Linked DNA regions of Homo sapiens: regions 1 and 2 are each linked to region 3. The links are chromatin loops, found by intact Hi-C in ENCODE. Cell type or tissue: endothelial cell of umbilical vein. All regions are shown on one strand.

Region 1 (8,000 bases), 73 kb after region 3:
CCATTCCCAAGGTGCCATTTCAGTAAAGCCATGTTGAATGTTCCAACCCCATCCACCCTCTGACTGCAGCCACATAACAGACCCCAAGCAAGACCAGCAGAAGAACCATCCTGCTGAGCCCCAGTCAACCACAGGTTCACAAGAAATAAGAAACTGCTGTCATTTTAAGGCCTTAAGTTTAGGGGTGGCTTGTGGTGCAGCAATAGACAACTAGAACAAATCTCTATCTGGGTACAACGCTGTACAAGTTTCCTGAACACAAGCATAGTCCCTAACTAAAGTGCCACCTGAAAAAGAAACACACAATCAATCACAAATCCCAACAAAAATCTCTTGCACATTCTGATTTCCAACCAAGATTGTTAATATGAAAAAACATGAACTGTCCTTTCACTCTTATTTCATAATAAGTACATTAAACACAACTAATCTGGCTAAGTGTGATGAATCTATTAATTATTCTAATAATAAAAAAGCATTTAAAAAATGCTTTTTGGTTCAACACAGTGCTGGACTTGGTGAGAACCCTCCAAAAATACATCTTCTATCTGGACGAGAGGCATCATTGCACTACTGTTACTTCATATTCATTCTCAAAGGCCTAGAACTTAACAAGGTGGCCAAACAGGTTGGACATCTGCAATCTAATTAAAGAAGGTTATCAATAAAAATAATAATTTGTGGGAAAAAAAAACTCTAGGAGAAAAGGGAATGCCTATCAGTGATGTCTTGGCCAAATCAATTATGGTGCATCCACACCACTGTGTGTTACGCAGCCACTAAAAAGAGCAAATCTCAGCACTATGCAAGGACTCAGAGGCATTCCACATGGCACTGCTATGTGAGAAGAGCAAAATGCAAGAAAATAAGTGTAATATTATCTCCTATAGGATTATATAACCATGGAGAAAAATGTGGAAAGATACATACAGTCCTTGATTGTTACCATGGGTGAAGGATTGCGGGAGGATGCTGACACAGGGGTGGAACCAGGGTCGGGGGTGGGCACAAAAAAGGACAGACCGAAAATATTAAAAAGGGGCTTGAAAAGAATTCTTAAAAAGAATTGTCTTTCTTAAATCTAATTTGCTATCTATGCACTAGACACAGCACTGAGTCACCTGATCTCACTTTGACTTCTCGTTTAATCATCTATTAATTATCCCCATTTTCCAGATAAGGAACCTGTGGCCCAGAGAACTACTGTGCCCACAGTGTTGGGGCTCAGGCATTACATGAAATAAGTGTAATAGGAGAGTCCTCAACTCAACCCCAAACTCCCGCACTGGGAGCTCAAGGGACATATGTGTTAAATGTTGCAGAAGAGCTTCCCTCCTGCTCTGCACATTCTTAAAATAGCAGCAGGTCCTGACATGCGATGATGTATGCTACAGCGGCGCGAAGTCCATCAGCACCTCAGTCCCCTGGTGCCTCATGCTGGGAGAAATCCAAGAAGGCCACTGACCTCACTCATGGAGCTCAGGGAAGCCCTGCCCAGGATATTTTTACAGAATCAATTGCTGACACCGGGAGCTAGAAAATAGATGAGGACGTGTCAGCTATTACACGGTCAGATTCTTCGCGCTCACCATTTAATTAAAACTTGTTCAGCCCCAGAGCAAGAATTATTACCCATTAAAGCAGGGGAGATGGCTCAACTGTGCCTGGCTGGTTAATTGCTACTTCCCAGGCACTCCCTGGCCTCCCCCTGCAGGAACAGCAAGCAGGGGCTGGAGATACATATGAGATGTGTGTATATGGGTGGTATCTTCCACACAGTCTTCTCCACCTAAATGAACCTGACATCCTCTCCACTTACTAGGCCAAGCTTTCCTGTTCCATGCCACAGGCACCCAGGCTGCCCAGATGAGTCACTACCAGGCCTGGGCTGCACAGACTGCAGGGGTTGCAGGACAGGAAGGCAGAGGGCTGGATGCTGCAGGCAGGTGCCAGAGAGCCACTGGGTGACCAGGGGGAGGCATCTGCACATGCCGCCTCACCCACAGCCACAGGTTCCTGGAAAAGCTGACACCCTCCTCAAACCCCAAACGGGGCTGGCCACCCATCCTTGGATCATGTTGCACCTGATATAAATTCATTCATATCACAATTTAGCCCGCATCTACCACGTGCCAGGAACGGTTCTACAAGGATGGACACAAAAGTGCCTGTGCTTCTATGGAGCCTAGAGCTGGGAAGCAGAGCATAGACAAAATATGTCAAGTGGAAGTAAATGCTATGAAGAAAAATAAAGCAAAGAGTAAGGGCGAGGGTGAGGGAGAAGGTGCAATTTAATAAGGAGAGAGGCCTCATGGAGAAGGTGACATCTGAACAGAGACTTGAGGGAAGGAGGGAGGGAGGCGGCGCTGGGGAATTCTAGGGGAAGTGTTGCAGGCAGAGGGAACAGCCAGGGCAAAGTCTCCGAGGGAGGAACAGCAGGAGGCCAGTGCAGCTGGGGTACAGCAAGCAAGCAGCTGAGAGGTCACAGATGAGGTCACACAGGGAAAATGGGGGCCTGGGGTTGGGGAGGGGGGACTTGAGCACCGCTCAGTGCCCAGGCTTGAAGCAGTTTACATAGATGACTCATTGGGCACTGCTGCTAGTTCCCATTTCACAAGAAGAGGAAACTGAGGCCCAGAGAGGAAAGCGGACTCAGGCGAGACCACAGAGCTCATCTACACCAGGCTGGGATCGCCCCCAGCCCCGGCACAGAAGTCTGCATCCAGCAGGAGCTCAACTCACTAAAAGAGTCACCGATTCCTTCTCTTGGGAGAAATGTCCTCCATTTTTCTCAGTCCGTCAACACCCGGCCCACTCTTTCTTCACAGTTAGGAGCAGACAGGTAAACATTTCAGGGAGAAGAGGGGGGAAAAAAAGAGAAAACAAAAAAAGCTAACTGTCTAACTCCGGAGAGGAAGAAACATGATGAACTTTCTCTGCAAGTCACTGCCAAATTTAATGAATATCGCTCACCTGAAAGACTCCCCGAACACGGCTCTGATCACAAAGTGGGCAGGTGGCTGTCAGGGGAGCCCCAGGTGGACTCCTCCTGTCCCTGGTCCTCCCAGGGCGAGGCCACCTGCCTTGGCTCTCCAGGCCGACCTCAGTGGTGCCCGCCCCCAGCCCGCTGTGGGTGCCTGGAATGCGGAAACGGGAACCTGCCGTGCCAGCTCCTAACAGCGACTTATTCAACAGCCGCAGGAACACGCCAGCCAGCCACCGGAGTTCCCCAGGAGATGGCTGGTCGTCGTGAACAGGCGCGTTCCCAAAGAAAGCTGTTTTGCCAACATTCCCTTTGGGGGAGGGAAAGAAAAGGCCTCCTTACTCATCAGACACGTGGTCTGAGGAGTCTGAATGGGCTTGAAAGAAAGCTCAAAGGTAACAAAGGCGGCTCGCCTATTACCTCGGATTCAGGCACAGGCCACCTGTTCACTGACAGAGCCAGGGCTGGACTTGTGCCCACACCGTCCCCTGCCCTGAGCTTGCGCCTGGATGCTTCATTCAGAACCGTACAATCTAAAGGCGGGCTCCTTGGCCCGTGCAGAGGAGGCACTAGCTCACAGAGGCAATGCAGCTTAATGATTAAACACGGTCGCTGGACTCTTCCAGCCAGCTTTGGAAGCACAACTGAACGGCTTTGGCTGGCTAATAATAACAACCACAACCGGAATGCTCACTGCACAAGGCGCTGTTCTAAGTGCTACATATGAATTCTCTCTCCTAACCCTCACAGCGACCCTCTAAGGAGGAACTATCAGCATTCTTATTTTACAGATGAGAAGTTCAACGAATAAGTCATAGGCTGGAGGTCACACAGGAAGAAAGTGCTGGGGTGGGGATCTAACCCAAGCAGAGGAGCTCCAAGGTTCCAGTTTTTACCCACTACTTTATTTATTTATTTTATTTTATTTTGAGACAGAGTCTTGCTCTGTCACCCAGGCTGGATGGAGTGCAGTGATGCGATCTCAGCTCACTGCAACCTCCGCCTTCTGGATTCAAGGGATTCTCCTGCCTCAGCCTCCCAAGTAGCTGGGATTACAGGCGTGCACCATCACACCCAGCTACTTTTTTTTTTATTTTTATTAAAGACGGAGTTTCAACATGTTAGCCACGCTGGTCTTGAACTCTCAACCTCAGGAGGTCCACCTGACTTGGTCTCCCAAAGTGCTGGGATTACAGGCATGAGCCACCGCGGCCGGCCTTAACCACTACTTTAGATCTCCTCTTGTAAGAAGAAGCAGGTGCTCCCACTGGGCCTCAGTTTCCTCATCTATGAAATGGGATGAAGAGTCAGTGAGAGCTTTATTATTATTTTTGTAGAGACAAGGGTCTCACTGTGTTGTCCAGGCTGGTCTTAAACTCCTAGCTTCAAGCGATCCTCCCTCCTCAGCCTCCCAAAGCGCTGGGATTACAGGCATGAGCCACTGTGCCTGGCCAAGTGAGATCTTTATGGTGAGCACTATGCTTGTGGCTCACAAAAATGCTCAACAATCAGCTGCACTTATCACATGCTGCCCTCAGAGTCAGTCAGGTCCACTTTATTCCTTCAAAATACCGAGTAATCAGCTCAGGTCAGAGTTTAAATTCCAGGCAGCTGAAGGAAAAGAAATTAAGAAAGGCTCTTACCATCCTTCTTTTCATCCACACACACAAATGTAAACAATGTCTATTCTGAGTCAGGCACTGGGACACAGTAGTAAACAAAAACCACATAAATCCTGCCCACAGGGAGCTTATAGTCCCCTGTGAATGAACTGGCACAGAATATTCAAAGATTAGCTGATACATATTGTATGAGTGCTGCTTTGGGTCGGGTGCTGTTGGGGGTTGGGGGGGAGGGGTGTCTAAGCATGTCACGTGCTTTGATGCATTCGAATCCTCCCAACAACCTAGGAGGACAGTACCATTACCAGCTCCACCTTACAGATACGGAAACTAAGACATGCAAGGCTAAGTGGCTTGCCCAAAGTAAAACAGGGAGCCCAAGATGGATCAAGAACTTGCACTCAGCAGTCTGGCTCAGAGCCCACACTGCATTCCTCAGCCCTTTGCAATCTCAAAGGGCAATGGCTTTACAGTGTGGCCACGAGCAGTAGCAACAGGTATCCTCAGGAAATTTCAGTCTGCAAAAGGGATGGTCACTCTTCATAGATTTTTTTTGGTAAGGGGGTGCAGGATTATAAAATATTTATTATAAGTCACATTTATGCTGGGCACGGTGGCTCACACCTGTAATCTCAGCACTTTGGGAGGCTGAAGTGGGAGGATCGCTTGAGCCCCAGGAGTTCGAGACCAGCCTGGGCAACAAAGTGAGACCTCGTCTCTATGAATGATTAAAAAATTAGCCAGGCATGGGCTGGGCACGGTGGCTCACGCCTGTAATCCCAGCACTTTGGGAGGCCAAGGTGGGAGGATCATGAGGTCAGGAGATCGAGACTAACACAGTGAAACCCCGTCTCTACTAAAAATACAAAATAGCCGGGTGTGGTGGCGGGCGCCCGTAGTCCCAGCTACTCGGGAGGCTGAGGCAGGAGAATCGCTTGAACCAGGGAGTCAGAGGTTGCAGTGAGCCGAGATCGCGCCACTGCACTCCAGCCTGGGAAACAGAGTGAGACTCCAACTAAAAAAAAAAAAAAAAAATTTGCCAGGCACGGTGGCATGCACCTGTGGTCCCAGCCACATGGGAGGTTGAGGCGGGAGGATTGCTTGAGCCCAGGAGATCAAGGCTGCAGTGAGCCATGATTACACCACTGCACTCTAGCCTGGGTGACAGAACAAGACTGTCTCTAAAAACAACAAACACATACATACATACATAGATACAGACATACATACATAAAAAGTCACATTTAATATGTTAATAGCAGAGGCCACGTTCTTAAGTACTTACCATGCGCTGGCCCCTGGGGGTAAGCACTTGACTGGCATCCTCTCCTTTCATCCAAGAACAGCCCTCAGAGGGGGAAACAGCCTTTGCAAGGAAGGGTAGGAGGAGGGGGGAGGGAGTCAGGAGCAGAGAGATGGGTGAGACCCAGGTGTTTCTGGGCAGAGTGAGTGAGTGCTCTCAAAGACCTCGCACTCTAACCTTCAGACTGCTGCCTCATCACCCAACTCAAGTTTCCCTGAATTGCCAGACAGAATACTTGGTATTCCAACAAGATTCAGAGTTCTTGTGGTACTGGGACTTTGTGCACAGTTTCAAAGGTGGGCATGATTAGAGAACAAAAAGCTAAGTCCTGATTCAGGTAATTACAAAACAAAGCTGGTAAGCACGATGACAAAAATGCATGGGCATTATGCTTTCCCTGTGTTCCACTTATTTCTGCAGCAAAACCAATTGTCTGCCTACCCAATATCCCTCCCCCTTTCCCAGTCCTTTCCTAAATGGTACTCTGATTTCATTCCTGTAGCCACTCTCCTCCCTGTGCTACCTACTTCAGGTAAGGCTGGCCCCGGCTCCAGCCCCAGCCCCAGCCCCAGCCCCAGAGGGTCAATCCTAATTGGCCCTTGGCTGGTTTCTCTGGGCAGGGTCACATATCACCATGCTGGCCAATGAGATATGAGGGAAATCTGGGAGGCAGGGAATCAATGAAAGGTTTCCTCACTCTTAAAGAGATACACAGCAAGTGAGAGATGCCCTCTTTCTGCTGCTGGATGTGGCACTGTCAGTGTGTGCCAACTGGAGCCTTGGCAGTCATCTTGTGGCCATGCAGGGAGCCTAGGGACACAGGAGACACACCATGGATGGCAGAGTGGCTTGAAGGAGAGGGATGGGGTCCCTGCAGGCATTGTGGAACTGCTTAGTCAACTCCTGTGCTGCTGTGCTGCCTACCTACAGGCTTCTTTGTTATATGAGATCATAAATCTCGTTATTTCAGGCCAATTTCATTTGGGCTTCCTATTACAGTAGCTCATGGTTCTCAAAACGTGCTTCCTGGACCAGGGGCACCAGTGTCACCACAAAATGCAAATTCTCAAGCTAGACTTACAGAATCAGGAACTTACAGAATCAGATGGGGCCCAGCAATCTGTGTTTTACCTAGCCCTCTGGGGATTCTGATCCTTGCTAGGGTTTTTTGTTTTTTTTGAGACGGAGTCTCACTCATTCTGTTGCGCAGGCTGGAGTGCAGTGGCATGATCTTGGCTCACTGCAACCTCTCAGAGCCTCCCAGGTTCAAGCAATTCTCCTGCCTCAGCCTCTCGAATAGCTGGGACCACAGGTATGTGCCACCACACCCGGCTAATTTTTGCATTTTTAGTAGAGATGGGGTTTTACCATGTTGCCCAGGCTGGCCTCGAACTCCTGGCCTCAAATGATCCACCTGCCTCGGCCTCCCAGAGTGCTGGGATTACAGATGTGAGCCACCACACCTGGTCTTGCTCGGGTTTGAAAACCACTGCAGTAGCACACAGAGCTTTAGAGTTAAGATACAGCTCTGGAGTCAGACTGCCTGAATCCAAATCACGTCACCATGCTGATACACTGTTGGTGGGAATGTAAATTAGCTCAGCCACTGGGGAAAGCAGTTTGAAGATTCCTCAAAGAACTAAAAATAGAATTACCGTTCGACCCAGCAATCCCATTTCTGGGTATCTACCCAAAGGAAAAGGAACCATTCTACCAAACGACACCTGCACTCCTACGTTCATCGCAGCACTCTTCACGATAGCATGTGAATCAACCCACAAAGCCAGGGAATCAACCCGGATGCCCATCAACAGCGGACTGGACAAAGATAATGTGGTACATATATACCATGGAATACTACACAGCCATTAAACAAGAATGAAATCATGTCTATTGCAGCAACATGGATGTAGCTGGAGGCCATTATCCTAAGTGAATGAATGCACAAACAGAAAACCAAATATCCAATGTTCTTACTTCTAAGTGGGATGCTAAACATTGCGTACACGTACACACACACACACACACACCCCATGTTCTTACAAGTGAGAGCTAAACATTGCATACACACACACACACACACACACACACA
Region 2 (8,000 bases), 75 kb before region 3:
CAAGACTTTTGTATTCGCTGCTCTGTTCTGGGAACAGTGTCTGCAATTTGCACATGGTGACTTCAGCTTGGTACTCAAACTGCACCTGCCTCGGAGGCCCCCTCTGACCATCCCCCACTGGGATCTGCCCCCACCCTCCGACACTCCATTTCCTTCTTCCCTGCTGTACTCTTTTCCACTGCATTTAGCAGCCTACAATCCCTTGTGTATTTTTCGTATTTATCCTGTTCTATGTTTGTGTTACCCATGAAAACATTATAAGTACTAGGAAGACAGAACATTTGTTTTAAGCTGGTTGATACTACATCCCCAGGCTCTAGAGAGTGCCTGGCACTGAGCTGTCCCCAAGTCCATATGTGCTGAGTAAATGCAGAGCTGTGTCCTGTAGCTCAAGGTTTATGGAGTGCTGCTGTGTCAGACACAGGGCTGAGGCCCGGGTGGCTCTGCTCACCGGATCCTCACAGCCCTCCAGAAGGGAGGTCTCTGTTCCCGCCACATCCTCAGTGCCAGAGCAGGGCCTGGCACAGAGTGAATGAATGAGTAGTGGGGGTCTCGGAGGCAAGCCTCGGCCCACCCAACCTTCCCACCCACACGCCATCCGTCACCTTTGCCCACGAAGTAATCCTGGTAGTAGCGGGCGCCCAGGTCCACATGCTCGATGCTGTACTGCCGGGGCCGACTCTGCGTCCGCTGCTGCTCCTTGGGAACTTCCAACACCGAGATGCTGGCGTTGGTGCGGTAGGCGCTCAGGGCGGGCTCTGCCAGGTGGCCCTCGCCGCTGCTCGGGGAGCCCACGGAAGCCCGGGAGAAGCTCACGTTGCGCTCACACTCGCCCCCGATCTCATTGCGGAAGTGCGGGCAGCTGAGCAGCAGGTCGTTGCTGTTGTCATCGCCGAGGTCCTGCTCCAAGTTCTCCTTGCAGTTTAGGTCCTCTGTGCTGGTGAAGGCCGGGTCCAGGCCTCCGAGGCTGTGGGCCCGCGAGGCCGTGAGGGAGGCCATGGCCGAGGCGGCGGAAGCGGCCGAAGCACCCGTGGTGGTGTTCCGCCGCTGCGACACCGACACCCTGTTGGCGGCCGCCTCGTTGAGGTCGAACAGCATGCTCTGCACGTCGAAGTGGGCGAAGCTCTTCTGACACACCCACGGCCTGCTGGCTTCCGGGGGGCTCCGGCCCTCGTCGGCCTCCCCCGGGGAACGCCCAGCCTCCCCCTCGGGTTTGCTGCTCCTTAGCTTCCGAAAGATGGACGAGTCCACCGTGTCCCCGCCGCCGAGGCCCCGCGCAGGTTTCTTCCGGGCCTTCTCCTTCTCCTTCGTGGGCTGCAGTGGCAGGAGGCTGTCCTTGGCGGGCTGCCCGTTGTGGGAGTCCCCCTTGGCTCCGCCGCCGCCCCCCATGAGGTGTGGGCCAGGATCTGCCCGGAGGAGCTCGGTGAGGGCCTGGCACCCTCGGGCGTCGGGCTGCTCGCTGCGGAACTCGTTCAGGATGTCGAAGAAGCTCTGCTCGGGCATGCCCTGCACGTCGATGGACGAGGTGCTCCCGTACTCGCGGAAGAGGGGCAGCGCCCCCGTGTGCCGGGCCCCCCGCGGCTCCCCCGCGTCCTCCGCGTCACACTCGCTGAGGGTGATCTCGCTGCTGCTGCGGTGCCGAAGGGGGAGGAAGGCCCTGCCGGGGGACCGGGGCCACCCGTCCTGGAACTCCACGTCTTTGGACCTTCTCCTGGAGAGTCGGTGGAAGGCTTTGGACCCTGAGGAAGCCGGGGTGCTGGTGGGGGGCTGTCCGTTCTGTATGCTCCTCATGGAATGGGCCATCTTGGTGGCCTTTGTGCCATCTGTGTCCTGGGAGGGGCTTGGGTTGCTGTGCTCTCTCAGGGCCTCCCGCTTGGGCGGCCAGTCGGCCACCCTTGCGCGCACGCCCATCTTGGGCATTGCGGGAGTGGTGGGGCTGGGGCGGGTGGTGGCGGTGGCGGTGGCGGTGGCGGTGGCCGGGCTCTCGCCAAGAGGCTGGGACATGCTGCCATTCTGGGCCCAGAATCCCAAGGGAGCGTAGTCCCCTGTGTGTGGCCCAGGGAGGACATCGCCCACCCTGGCGCCACAGCTGGCTGCCAGGTCCACACCATCGCTGGGGATGGCCCGATAGGTGGTCATAGTCCACGGGCACTGGAGTGCTGCTGGCCCCGTACGCTGTGGTGTCACTCTATGGGGTCCCCCAGCCCTCAGCCATTGTTCAGGGCAGCCAGGCCCAGGATGAAGGATGCTGGGCCCTGAAACCTGACAGGAAGGTTGTGAGCCTGTGGAGTCCAGTTCTCCACCATCGCTGTGCACAGCTGAGCCAGGACAACCTCAGGAAGCAGGTGCTGTCCTGGGGGCTCCAGACCGAGTGGCTCAGTAGCGCAGAGCAGGCAGTAGCTGTGGTCGCCCGCCAGCTGGAGGCAGCAAGGATGTTGTCCTCGCCATGCTGAAATGGAAGAAAAGGAAAATATGAGCTGCGATGGCCGTGTTACTGCTCCCAGAAAGTGGGACATGTGACTTTTCTTGACAGCCTTACTCATTTAAAAAATCTTTTTATTATGGAAATTTGCAAACATACTCAAAAGCAGAGAGGAGACTGAGTCACCCATCAGCTCCAACAACCACTAACTATTTTCCATTCCCATTTCATCTATTCACCCAGCCTTGTGACCTTCTTTGTTTCTGATAGAATGTTTTAGAGTAAACCCCAGACATCATTTTTTTTTTTTTTTGAGACAGAGTCTCGCTCTGTCACCCAGGCTGGAGTGCAGTGGCATGTGCTTGGCTCATTGCAACATCCACCTCGAAGGTTCGAATGATTCTCCTGCCTCAGCCTCCCAAGTAGCTGGAATTCCAGCATGTGCTACCATGCCCGGCTAATTTTTCTTATTTTTAGTAGAGACGGGGTTTTGTCATATTGGCCAAACTGGTCTCAAACTCCTGGCCTCAGGCAATCCCCGCCCGCCTCAGCCTCCCAAAGTGCTGGGATTACAGGCATGAACCACCATACCTGGCCAGACATCAGGTCATTTCACCCATAAATATTTTAGCTTGTATCTCTAGTACATAAGATTTAAAAAAAAAAATCACAGTAACATTATCATACTCATCTACATTAACAAGAATTCTTTAATGTCATGCACTACCCTGCCTGCATTACATTTCCCATCATTGTCTCGCAGGTGTCTTTTGTGAGCTGGTTTGTTCGAAATCATCCTCTGCTTATGCAGGTATTTTCTCAAGTCTCCTCTACTCTACAATGGCCACCTTCCTTTATTTTGATGCTCTTTACTTGTTGAAGGAAAGGGGTCACCTGTCCTGTGGATTTCCCCACTTTCAGGATCCCTGAGGTGCCACTTAACATGTTCCTCTGCCCCCTGTATTTCCTGTGAACTGGTGGCTTCATGCAGAGGCCAGACTATTGTCCACCTGCTCTGTTGTTTGCTCAGCTCAGCTACTCTGCCAGAAAGGAAGTGAAAATGACAGATGAGTCAACATGAGCACCAGTGGAGTTTGGGGAGGAAAGCTGCAGAAGGAATGTCTCTAGAAATCCATGTGGTTACTGCAGACTATGACTGGGTAAATCAGAGCCCATCACTTTTTCACTGAGATCTCCCCAGTGACTACTTACTGCATTAAAACACCATCCAAACTCCTTCCCCTGCTCCACAAGCCCCGCAGGATCTGGCTTCCATGTCTCTCCCCATCCCTGACTAAGCTCTGATCATACTGGCCTTCTTTTCTGTTCTGATGCACCAAACCTTATCCAGGACATCTGATATCCTTCCTCAGTCCTTCTTGGGGCTGGTTCCTTCCCATGATGTCAGTTCTTCCATGGGGACTTCCGGCTGGGCACGGTGGCTCACACCTGCAGTCCCAGCACTTTGGGAGGCCAAGGCGGGTGGATCACTTGAGCCCAGCAGCTCAAGACCAGCCTGGCCAACATGGCAAAACCCCATCTCTACTAAAAATACAAAAATTAGCCAGGCATGGTGGCATGTGCCTGTAGTCCCAGCTACTCAGGGGGCTGAGGTAAAAGGATCACTCGAACCCGGGAGGTTGAGATTGCATGAGCCACGATCACACCACTGCACTCCAGCCTGGGCAACAAAGCGAGATCCTATCTCAAAAAAAAAAAAAAATCCCCAAAAACAAAAACAAACACAAAAACCTTCCCAAATCACCCTATAGAGACAGAGAAGCCCGGTCTTCTGGAAGCCTTTCTTAATTACCCACTCTACTTTCTTCCAATTTTTCTTAGCAGTTGTTCGTTCTGTCTACTGGCTAGGTCCACCACTCAAATGTTGGCTCCAGAATGGCAGGGATGTCTGTGTTGTTCACTGATGCATTCCCAGTGCCTAGAACAGTTGAGACGGAGTCTCGCTCTGTTGCCCAGGCTGGAGTACAGTGGCGCGATCTCGGCTCACTGCAAGCTCCGCCTCCTGGGTTCACGCCATTCTCCTGCCTCAGCCTCCTGAGTAGCTGGGACTACAGGTGCCTGCCACCATACCTGGCTAATTTTTTTGTATTTTTAGTAGAGACAGGGTTTCACCGTGTTAGCCAGGATGGTCTCGATCTCCTGACCTCATGATCCGCCTGCCTTGGCCTCCCAAAGTGCTGGGATTACAGGCGTGAGCCATCTAGAACGTCCAGGACGTTCGTTTAGTATTATACATATGAGTGAACAGATGGCCTCTGCCTAATTGGAGGTGTAAGTACCTCCTGATTTGCAGGCCCCTGGGGAAGGGAGTCTGTGCTTCTGTCCAGCATATAAAACACCCTGCGGGGTCACTTCCCTTTGTCTCCACCTTGAACTTCTAGAAGATGAAAATCCTGCTGGAGAGGAAGGGGAAAGTGGGTCGCCGTCTGTGATGGAAGCTGTTGACTGCCCAGCAGCCGTGCCCGCTCCCTCCTGCCAACGGAACTGATTTTGCTCAGGGCAGTGGAGTGCTGCTTTGGGCCACGCACTTGGTTCAAGGTGACCTCTAACTTTTCTTTCCCTGGGAATCTAGAGCTGGATGCAGCCGTTCTTGATCAATGGCTATTGGAGCTTCCTGTGTGAGAAAGTAGCAGGCCTCTTCTGCGTGTATGTGTCTGTGTGTGTGTGTCTGTGTGTGTGTGCGTGTCTCTGTGTATGTCTGTGTGCGTGTCTGTGTGTGTGCGTGTCTGTGTGCGTCTGTGTGTGTGTGCATGTCTGTGTGCCTGTGTGTGTGTGTGCATGTCTGTGTGCCTGTGTGTGTGTGTGTGTGTGTGTGTGTGTGTGCATGTATGCGCATGTGTAGGGGGGCTTTTCCTAATTTATGCCCAGTTATGGAGCGCACTGGCAGAGATCACAAGGGAAGCTCAAAGCAGATTCAAGGAGCAAATAGCAAGGGGAGCCTGAAGCCTCTGAAAAAGTGAGCACCAGAAGAGGGCAGGTGGAGAGTGGGGAGCAAGGGGGAGCCCCTCTTCCTGGTGCCCCACGAGAACACAAACGATCCTGAAGATGTTGCCGGGAGGCAGCACAGGGATGGGCTACAGAAGAGAGAGGAAGCTGGAAAGCCCTCAGGGTCGAGTTGCCTAAGGGAGACAGGAGAGAGGCCAAGAGGAGCCTGCACTGACCTGGATGGCAGGGCATCTTCTGACAATCAAGGCTTGCGGGAGTATGGATGTCAGATCATCTGATTTTCCAACAGAAATCAGAAATCTAGAGTTGCATGTAACATTTCCCAATTGGAAAAGCAAAAATATTGGCCAGGCGCAGTGGCTCATGCCTATAACCCCAGCACTTTGGGAGGCCGAGGTAAGTGGATTGCCTGAGGTCAGGAGTTCGAGACCAGCCTGGCTAACATGGTGAAACCCCGTCTCTACTAAAAATAGAAACGTTAGCTGGGTGCGGTGGCGCACACCTGTAGTCCCAGCTACGTGGGAGGCTGAGGCAGGAGGATTGCTTGAACCTGGGAGGTGGAGGATGCAGTGAGCCGAGATTGCTCCACTGCACTCCAGCCTAGGCAACAGAGTGAGACTCCATCTCAAAAAAAAAAAAAAAAAAAAAAAAAAAGAAAAAGAAAAAGAAAAAAGAAAAAACAACAGAAACAACAACAAACTATCATGCAGAGATGATCGGAAGAATTTTCAAAAAACTAATAGTGCTTGCCTCTGTGTGTCTATCCCCACCACTCCCAGGCCCTTCCTCTGCTCCATTTTTCTCCTTAGCACTTATGAACAGGCTTACTTCTTTTTCTTATTCATTTTTATTATTATTTTTTTTAGAGACAGGGTCTTTCTCTGTTGTCAAGGCTGGAGTGCAGTGGTACAATCATAGCTCACTATAGCCTCAAACTCCAGGGCTCAAGTGATCTTCCTGCCTCAGCCTTCTGAGTAGCTAGGACTACAGATGCACGTCACCATGCCCAGCTAATTTTTAAATTTTTGGTAGAGGTGGGGTCTTAGTATGTTGCCCAGGCTGGTATCAAACTCCTGGGCTCAAGTGATCTTCCCACCTCAGCCTCCCAATGTACTGGGATTACAGGTGTGAGGCACCGTACCCAGCCTCCTCAATGACTTTCTCACTGGCATCTGGGAACTCATCTGCTGCCTCTGGTTGGCAGAAGCTGCTTCTCCTGCCATCTTGACATTTTTTAAGCCATACTCTTTCTAAAATTATCAAACCATCCTTTGCTGGCATTAAATTCCCCAGCTTGAGATCCTCCTTCTTCCTTTTGCTTTAGGTTGCCATGTAATGACTTCACTTTTTCTCGAAGCAAATTACAATCTATAGGTATGCCTTATAGCAATCCTGTACCCACATAGAAGCTGCATTTGCAACACGAGATAAAAATATATTTTGTAAACAGTGCAAGGTTTTTGTGCCTGCTGGCATACAGGCAGTGACAGCTTCATGAATTTCCTTTTCATTTTTTACGATGGTCCTCACACTGGATTCATTTATCTGGAAATGGCGGGCAACTGCAGCTGCAGATCTCCATCGATGGCACATATCAAGCAATTGCATATTTTCTTGTAATGTTATGACTTTTCTCTGCTTCTTGGGACAACTTCCAGCATCACTAGTGGCACTTTGTACGGGTCCCCTGAGGTTATTCAGGGCTTACAGTATTGCACTAAACACGATGAAAACTAGGTGAGAACCTCTAGGGATCATTTTTTACTGCGATGTGCAATTTGCTGGAGAGACAAACTGCTCATGCGGAGATGATGAGTGTCACACGGTGTTTCAAATGGATACTCACAACACTTGAGCTCACCGCAGTAGCAACAGGAGGTGGTCGCGAAACTATGACGGTAGTGCAGTGTGTACTGCAGTTAATTTCATGCAGTTATGATTTAATTCTGCATGTTTATGTTTGTTTACATTTCTCTTGGCTTGGCAGTGTGTTTGTGTGTGTGTAAGTTTTGATAAATTTTAACTTTTTAGAATGCATTTGTGTATATTTTATGGTAGCAAATGATAAAATAGAAAAATAGACTAATGTACATATATTTTATGTATTCATGACATACCTAACATTTTATTTTTATTTATTTATGTATTTACTTATTTATTATTATTATTATTTTTTGAGACAGAGCCTTGCTCTGTCGCCTAGGCTGGAGTGCAGTGGTGCGATCTCAGCTCACTGCAATCTCCGCCTCCCAGGTTACGCCATTCTCCTGCCTCAGCCTCTGGAGTGGCTGAGACTACACGCGCCCGCCACCACGGCCAGCTAATATTTTTTGTATTTTCAGTAGAGACGGGGTTTCACCATGTTAGGATGGTCTTGATCTCCTGACCTTGTGATCCGCCTACCTCGGCTTCCCAAAGTGCTGGGGTTACAGGCGTGAGCCACCGTGCCCGGCCTTAACATTTTATTTTTTAAAAAATATTTTTAGGCTATGTGGTTCACCTGCAAGATCTTTTCTTTTCTGTTTTTTTTTTCTTTGAGACAGAGTGTTGCTCTGTCACCCAGGCTGGAGTACAGTGGCACAATCTCGGCTCACTGCAATCTCTGCTTCCC
Region 3 (8,000 bases):
GGCATGGTGGCAGGTGCCTGTAGTCCCAGCTATTAGGGAGGCTGAGACAGGAGAATTGCTTGAACCCGGGAGGCAGAGGTTGCAGTAAGCTGAGATTGCACCACTGCACTCCAGCCTGGCAGACAGAGCAAGACTCCATCTCAAAAAAAAAAAAAAAAAAAAAAAAAAAAGCAGCCTATGGTGATTTCTCACCTCTTCCCCAGTCAGAACACCAGTGGGCTTTGCAGTTTGTTCTTCATTTCTTAGAGTCCATGAAAAGAGGGCAAGGCCTCTGGGGGCCTGAGGTCCGCATCTGCAATAGGAGGATAACATTCAGTCTTCAGACGCACTCACATTCATTCAACATGCACTCATGAAGCAACTGCTATGGGCCAGGCACTGCTCTAGACGCTGGGGATACAGAAAGGAACAAAGACAAAGATCCCTGCCTTCACGGAGCTCACATTCCAAGGAGGATGGTGTAGAAAGCAAATATAGAACATCAGACCGTGATAAACACCATGAAGAAAAATAAAGCAGAAGACAGCGACAGGGAGGGCCATTTTAGACAGGGTGCTGAGGAAGGCCGCTCAGAGATGGTGTCTCAGAGATCTCAATAAAGTAACTAAATCATACATGCACACACATGCACACACACACCAAGATACTTACACACATGTAGCCAAGAACACAGTGCCTGGTATGGAAAATGAAGGTGATCTAATTTGACAGTTAAGAGTGCTCTAACAGGGTATGCTTAAGTTAAGCAAAAAAAGGTAGAAGAAGAATTAATAATAATAATAATAATAATAAATAATGAAGAGTGCTCCAGGGCTGACTGGCATTGGAATCTTCACAAAACCTATATTCTCCTCACATTTTCCAAAATCCCCCCTCCCCCGGGCAATTACAAATACAATATTTGTTTTTTTCTTTTCTTTCTTTTTTTTTTTTTTTGAGACAGAGTTTCACTTTTGCACTGCACTGGAGTGCAATGGCGTGATCTCGGCTCACCGCAACCTCCGCCTCCCGGGTTCACGCCATTCTCCTGCCTCAGCCTCCAGAGTAGCTGGGATTACAGGTGCGTGCCATCACGCCTGGCTAATTTTTGTATTTTTAGTAGAGACAGGGTTTCACCATGTTGGCCAGGCTGGTCTCGAACTCCTGACCTCAAATGATCCGTCTGCCTTGGTCTCCCAAAGTGCTGAGATTACAGGCGTCAGCCACCGTGCCCAGCCAATTTTTGTACTTTTAGTAGAGACAGGGTTTCACCACATTGGCCGGGCTGGTCTTGAACTCCTGACCTCAAATGATCCGTCTGCCTTGGTCTCCCAAAGTGCTGGGGTTATAGGCGGGAGCCATCGCGTTCTTTTCGTTTTCCTGCTTAGCAGCACCACAGACACGGAAGGCCCCTCTTATCAGGGCCTTACTCTACCTTCCCGGCCGCATGGTATTCCGCTGCACAGACAAACCCGACTGATTCCTCTAGTGCCTTATTAAGGCACACACAAGCCATTTCCCCTTTTCTGCTCTGACAAACACTGCTGTAATGAATAACCTTGGACAAAGATCACTTCTCACACTTGGGAACATGTGTAGGTGAAGCTTCCTAGAAGTGGAGCTGCCGGGGTGAAAGGTGGGTGTGTGCCCGGTCATACTCACAGGAATGGCCAGAGTCCCCTCCAAAGCGACAGTTCTGCTTTCCCTCCCACTAGCTCCGGAGAAGCCTGGATGCCCCCCGCACCACTGCCCACAGCATGTGCGCACGCCTTGTGCTCTTGCCCTTCTGAGAGGTGCGAAGTAGTATCTCGGCATGATTTTAATTGGCATTTCTCTTATTACGCCCAGAGTCAGGTATCTTTCCATGTGTCTGAGACGCATTTCCTGTTTCTACAGATGCTGCCCATGTCAGTGTGGGGGACTGTCATCTCCCTGGAGAGTATTCTCATGCCAATATTCAAAGCCCTCCTACCTTTCTTGCCCTCTTCCCTCTCTTAACGTGCCCCACTCCCTAGAAGGTAAAAGGCGTGATGCCCCACACCCTGCAAAGCCTGCAAGGTCAAGCATGATTGGCCCTGTCTGCTTCTTGCACCTTCTACTGCTCCATCCCCACCTCACTCATGCTGCTTCTAGGTTCGGGCCTTTCAGTTCTTCGAGACTGGCTCTACCCCACCTCAGGCTCTTTTTATATACAGTCCCCAACCCCTACCCTGGACTCACCCCTGCCACCACCACTCCCCTAGACCAGCAAACTTTGACTGATGCTCTCAGCCCCAGCATCACCTCCCCAACTAGTTACATGATGTCTTGGCACCCAGTTTTTTCCTCCACCATTCACCGCCTGTTTATCTGGGTGCTTTTATTTTTCTTTGAGACAGCGTCTCACTCTGTCGCCCAGGCTTGCAGTGCAGTGGTGGGATCATAGCTCAACCTCGGGGGCTTAAGCAATCTTCCCCCCTCAGCCTCCCAAGTAGCTGGGACCACAGGTGCACACTAAAATGCCCAGCTAATTTTTGTATTGTTTGTAGAGATGGGGTTTCAGCATGTTGTCCAGGCTGGTCTCGAACTCCTGGCCTGCAGCAGTCTGCCCACCTCAGCCTCCCACAGTGCCAGGATTCCTAGCTGAGTGACAGGCAAGTCACTGTGCTCCGCTTTCCCTTTCTCCTTATGTCACTATTATCACTTCATTCATTCCCTTAGCAAAGTTTAGTAAGGAGCATATTTGGTGGAAAGGGTCATACCTTTAACAAAACAGATTTGGTTCCTGCCTTTATGGAGCTGACATTAAGGGGAGGGGGAAGCCCTGATCAGGTCAGATGAGTAGCTCAGGGAAGAAGGGCGGGGTGGGCTTCGGAGCAACCCCCTGGGAGTGTGTTGAAGGAGACATCTGAAGGAGGAGTCGGCATCAGCCAGGCCAGAAGGGCAGGGGTAGTGGGCAGCACGGTGGGAGAACCAAGAAAGCAGCCCAGGAGCAAGGCGAAGACATGGTGCATTCAAGGAAGGCAGGCCCAGCAGCTGGAGCGCAGTGCACAGGGATCTGCAGGATGAGGCGGGAGTGGGGGCGGGTGGCAGGCAGGGGCCAGAGCAAGCAGGGTCTGGGGGGCCACACTGAAGAGCTGGCCTTCCTGTAGAGAGTTGCAATGAGGTTTTAGTGTCACTACAGTCAAGAAGTGTGGCCCAATTGCTGTCCTTTGGCATCCTGCTTAAATGATTCCAGCTTAGAGGTCCTATGAAGATGTTATAGTAGGCACGTGGCAGGGGACAGAGGGAGCAATGACTTCATCCCTGCCTGTAGCTGATTGGCCGGGGGTGGGTGGGGGACATCTGACTCAGCTGAGCCTGTCAAAAGAACCCTTTCCTCGGCCCCGGTTAGTCCGGAGGGAGACATCCTCCACTCCTCGGGTTGTTTTGGACTCGGGCTGAGAGAACATGCGGTGACTCTCTCTGGGGGCCTGTACTGAAACGTGTATTGCTCAGCAGTCTGTGATGGCCAGGCTTCCTGTCCAGTAGAATACAAAGCAGAAAGACAGACTGAATATAAGAGAATGAATAACGCAGATCTAGAGGTGGGGAGTGAACAAGTGAGGAAGAGAATGCAGATACAGTGGCATGTGTGTCCTGGTTCCAATCCCAGCACCCAGCCCGCCCTTCCTCTATGGCAGGTTTTGCAACCAGCCTGCTAGTGTGAGCTCACCCCTCTTATTAGTGATTGGTTCGGGGAAGATCACATGACCAGTGCTAGTCCAATCAGACAGGAGCTCTGAGGTTTTGCATGATAGTTCGGGACAGATACCTTCTTTTTCTTTCAGGACAGGGATAAGGACACAAGCCTGAGCGGGTCCTGGCAGCTGGTGTGCAACTTTCAGGGGAGCCACGTTTGAGGATGACACTGACATCAGAGGGAACAATAAAGAGACAGAAGGAAAATGGGTCACTGGCAATAGCCCCAGGCTCCTGGACCAGCCAGCCCAGACATCTGCCCCACCTCTGGGCTTTCCAGTTGAATGAGCCAATCCTTTCCCCTAAAATTTATGTCTATTTGAGTTGGTGTTTTTGTTACTTGCAACCAAGTAACTGACTGGTCCTGAGGCTTTCTTCAGGTCTCTGGGCCGCCCCAGGAGCCTCTGGTTAAATGCCCACTTTTTGCCTAAATTGCTGCAGTACAGGAATTTGGCCAATGACTCAACTTGCCGAACTTGCCCACCGCCTCCCCAGCTCTAGAATGGGGATAATTATATACACTTGATTGAGCTGTTAAATGGATTAAAAGTGATTTAAAGACTGTCTAGCACACTGTAAATTCTCAACACGTTAGCAATTACTATTCGAAAGCACTGAAGGGTAGCTGAAAAGTCCCAATCCCAGTGAGCAATCAGCCACATCCCTCCCCTGTCTTGTTTGTAGTTCCTTTGTTCAGGTCAACAAGTCCCCTCCTCACAAACAGTCCCAGAGAACAGCTAACCCAGTTTCTGTCAGAAGGGTGGCAAATCTGGCCTGGGGGTGGGGGTGGGGGATGGATCTGAAATGAAAGAGATTTGACTCAACTTCCCGGTTGCTGGGTGGCGGAGGAAGCCCTCATGAGCTCATTTCTCTACCAAATACAAGCTGGGGTCTAAAGTTTCAAAACACAGGCTGGGGCACGCTGGCACAGTCCCGAGAGAGGACAAAGGAAAGAGGCGGGATGGAAGAGAAACCGCCACATGGCAGGTTCCACAACGAGCTCTCTCGGGAGGAGGCTCCTGGGCTGGATTCCAGCCACATCCGTTCTCTGGGCAGCTACGAGGCAGCAGGAAAAAGGGACCCTGCCACGTCTGTATTTACAGCTGGGAACTGGCGGTGGCACGGGAAACTCGGAAATAAACTCAAGTCAGGAAGTGAGAGGTGCAAGCTGCTTCCATAGCAACGCCCATCTGGGGATCCCTGCCCACAGCCGGAATCATTCAGAAGTGGGGCTTATCTAGAGACATACACCAAATTCACGTTTTCCATTTGCACCCAGAAAATGACACTTAAACTATACTTCCTTGGGGAGCCTCTGTGAATCTCCCTGTACTACAGCTTGAAAAATCCCATTCTTCTTCAGAGCACGCAGAACACAGTACTTATCCATATGGCTCTGCGGTTCTTGTGTTTTCTCCCTGGCTGTGGGCTCCACCAGGGAGGAGCTGTGCCTGCCTTGCTCATTGGTGCCTGGCCCAGAGTAGGGTCTTCAGTTGATGTTTACTGAATAAACTCTCCTGTTTTCAGTCTTATTTTTATTTTATCTTTTGAGATGGAATCTCACTCTGTTGCCCAGGCTGGAGTGTGTGAACTCGGCTCACTGCAACCTCCACCTCCTGGGTTCAAGCCATTCTCATGCCTCAGCTTCCCGAGTAGCTGAGACTACAGCAGCATGCCACCACGCCTGGCTAATTTTTTTGTATTTTTAGTAGAGATCGGGTTTCACCACATTGGCCAGGCTGGTCTCGAACTCCTGGCTTCAAGTGATCCACCTGTCTTGGCTCCCAAAGTGCTGGGATTACAGGCATGAGCCACTGTGCCCTGCCAGCACACCAGTGTTAACAGCAGCATTATTCACTATAGCCAAAAGGTAGAAGCATCCCAAGTGTCCATCAACAGATAAATAGATAAGCAAAATGTGAGATATATATATATACATATAAATTTTTTTTTTTTTTTTTTTTTTTTTTTGAGATGGAGTCTCGCTCTGTCACCAGGCTGGAGTGCAGTGGCGTGATCTCAGCTCACTGCAACCTCCGCCTCCCAGGTTCAAGCGATTCTCCTGCCTCCTGGGATTACAGGCGCACGCCACCACTCCCAGCTAATTTTTGTATTTTTAGTACCGACAGGGTTTCACCATGTTGGCCAGGATGGTCTCAATCTGTTGACCTTGTGATCCGCCCGCCTCAGACTCCCAAAGTGCTGGGATTACAGGTGTGAGCCACCGCACCTGGCCACAAAATGTGATATATACATATCATTATTATTTAGCCTTAAATATGAATTGGAATATTATTTAGCCTCATAAAGGAAGGAAATTCTGATATATACAACATGAATGAACCTTAAAGACATGATACTAAATAAAATATGCCAGCCACAAAAGGACAAATACCGGATGATTCCACTCATAGGAGACACTTACATTCGTCAATCTCATAGAGACAGAAAATAGAAAGGTGGCTTCCAGGGACTGGGGTCTTGGGGATGGAGAATATTGTTTTTCAGAGACAGAGTTTCAGTTTACAAGATGAAAAATGTTCTGTGGATGGATGATGATGGATGCACAACCATGTGCATGTACTGAATGCCACTGAACTGCACACGTAAGGTACATTTTTTTGGTAACTATATCTATCAGTAATGTAACTGGGCATAATAAAATTTCAGAAAATTAAACACTTGACTTCTAGGTTACTAAATGAGTTGTGCATATTTTCTTTTTTACAGTTTCCTTAAAGGTATAACTGACAAATAAAAACTGTTCATACTTAAGGTGGACAACTTGTATATACATATACATTGTGACAAAATCACCACAATCAAGCTAAAGCTAATTATAAAATATAAAAAAAATTTGTTATGTATATTGTGCCACAATAAAAGTTTTAAATGGTTAATTTTGTGTTATGTACATTTTATCATATTTTATCATAATAAAAAAGTACTAAAAAACTGCAGGGCCAGGCACGGTGGCTCATGCCTGTGATCCCAGCACTTGGGGAGGCCAAGGCGGCAGGATTGCTTTGAGCCCAGGAATTTGAGACCAGCCTGGGCAACATAGCAAGACCCAGTCTCTACGAATAATAAAAACCATTAACCAGGCATGGTGGCACATGCCTGTGGTCATAGCTATTTGGGAGGCTGAGGCAAGAGGATCACCTGAGCTAAGAGGCTGAGGCTGAAGTGAGCTATGATTGTTCCCACTGCACTCCAGCCTGGGCAACAGGGCAAGACCCTGTCTCAGAATTTTTTTTTTAAGTTTTAAAAAATGTGGTTCTTTTGCAAGATCAGAAGAACCACAAAAGAATTAGAGTTCTTTCATCTCAAGAGAAAGGTGGGAGAGAAGATAAATATCTAGAACAAGTCTGGGCAGGCGGAAGAATGGAGTTTGAGGGATCATCTTTGATATCAAGAACTTTCTAGGTAGAAATTTAATAGGCCTCAAGTACACCTTAAGGAAGGGTGGGGTGCAAACGTCTCTGGACACTCAAACATTAAGCAGAGAGCTTTATTCTGAAGTAACTCCACCCAACCTCCCCAGAAGCCAAGCTCACATGATTCCTTAACTTTTTAACATTTTTCCTGTTTATGAAAGTAGTATATATATATGTGATATATATGTGATATATATATATGTGTGATATATGTGTGATATATGTGTGTGATATATATGTGTATATGATTGATGTGTTATATATATGTGTGTTATATATGTTATATATGTGTTATATGTGTGTTATATGTTATATATGTTATATATATGTTATATATATGTTATATATATATATATAACATATATATATATATAAAAAACTTGGAACATAAATGTACAAAGAAGATTATAGAGTTACTCATTCTCTCCCCACCAAAGGGCAACCACTGTTAAGACATTGGTTCATTTCCTTCCAGTCTTTTTTTTCCCAGCATGTATATAGAGAAGTGGGGAAGAGACATTTTCTCTCTTTAAAGTCTTTTGCATGACCAAGCATGAGGAGGAAAAAAAAAAAAAAAGTCTTTTGCCCCTGCTTTCCTAGGAGATTTTGAACATCGAGTGAAAAATAACATTTTTCAACGATGAAATTAAGCCTATTTCCTCAAACCATGGACTGCTGGGGAGAAAAGTGCTTCCCTCTTCCTCTCCTCTAATTTCTGCTTCCATCTGAACCACTATTTATAAACCGAGGTTCTTTTTTTTTTTTTTTTTTTTTTGAGACAGAGTCTCACTCTGTGCACTCTGTTGCCCAGGCTGGAATGCAGTAGCGTGATCTAGGCTCACTGAAACCTCCGCCTCCTGGGTT

Evidence for each region. Hi-C counts contacts between places; a loop is a spot of excess contacts. Peaks named below come from ENCODE experiments on the same cell type or tissue, not always from the same donor. Only the 100,000 strongest peaks of a DNase experiment are listed, where the experiment ranks them.
Region 1: it touches region 3 in a loop (3-fold over the local background); 10 of 110 quality-filtered maps call a loop at or near these places.
Region 2: a loop joins it to region 3, with 7 times the contacts of the local background. A loop is called at or near these places in 8 of 110 quality-filtered maps.

Annotation. Positions count from the first base shown.
Region 1 is chr19:37,927,666-37,935,665 of GRCh38, reverse strand. All of the region lies in intron 1 of SIPA1L3 (signal induced proliferation associated 1 like 3), which reads right to left. Among named protein-coding and RNA genes, the nearest start is that of SIPA1L3, 24 kb to the right of the region's middle. RefSeq lists an enhancer at 2,108-2,770. In endothelial cell of umbilical vein, no CTCF peak of the experiment used is centred here; DNase peaks (open chromatin) are centred at 3,385 and 3,555; H3K27ac peaks cover 1,076 bases.
Region 2 is chr19:38,075,705-38,083,704 of GRCh38, reverse strand. It overlaps SIPA1L3 (signal induced proliferation associated 1 like 3), which reads right to left. Exons shown (of 22, transcript NM_015073.3): 3 at 606-2,449. The coding sequence starts at 2,139. Among named protein-coding and RNA genes, the nearest start is that of SNORD152, 83 kb to the left of the region's middle. RefSeq lists an enhancer at 1,706-2,259. In endothelial cell of umbilical vein, no CTCF peak of the experiment used is centred here; a DNase peak (open chromatin) is centred at 3,474; H3K27ac peaks cover 1,067 bases.
Region 3 is chr19:38,000,388-38,008,387 of GRCh38, reverse strand. The region is part of intron 1 of SIPA1L3 (signal induced proliferation associated 1 like 3); the gene reads right to left. Among named protein-coding and RNA genes, the nearest start is that of SIPA1L3, 97 kb to the right of the region's middle. RefSeq lists enhancers at 918-977, 3,850-3,969, 4,376-4,907. In endothelial cell of umbilical vein, no CTCF peak of the experiment used is centred here; DNase peaks (open chromatin) are centred at 3,697 and 4,707; H3K4me3 peaks cover 1,143 bases; H3K27ac peaks cover 5,199 bases.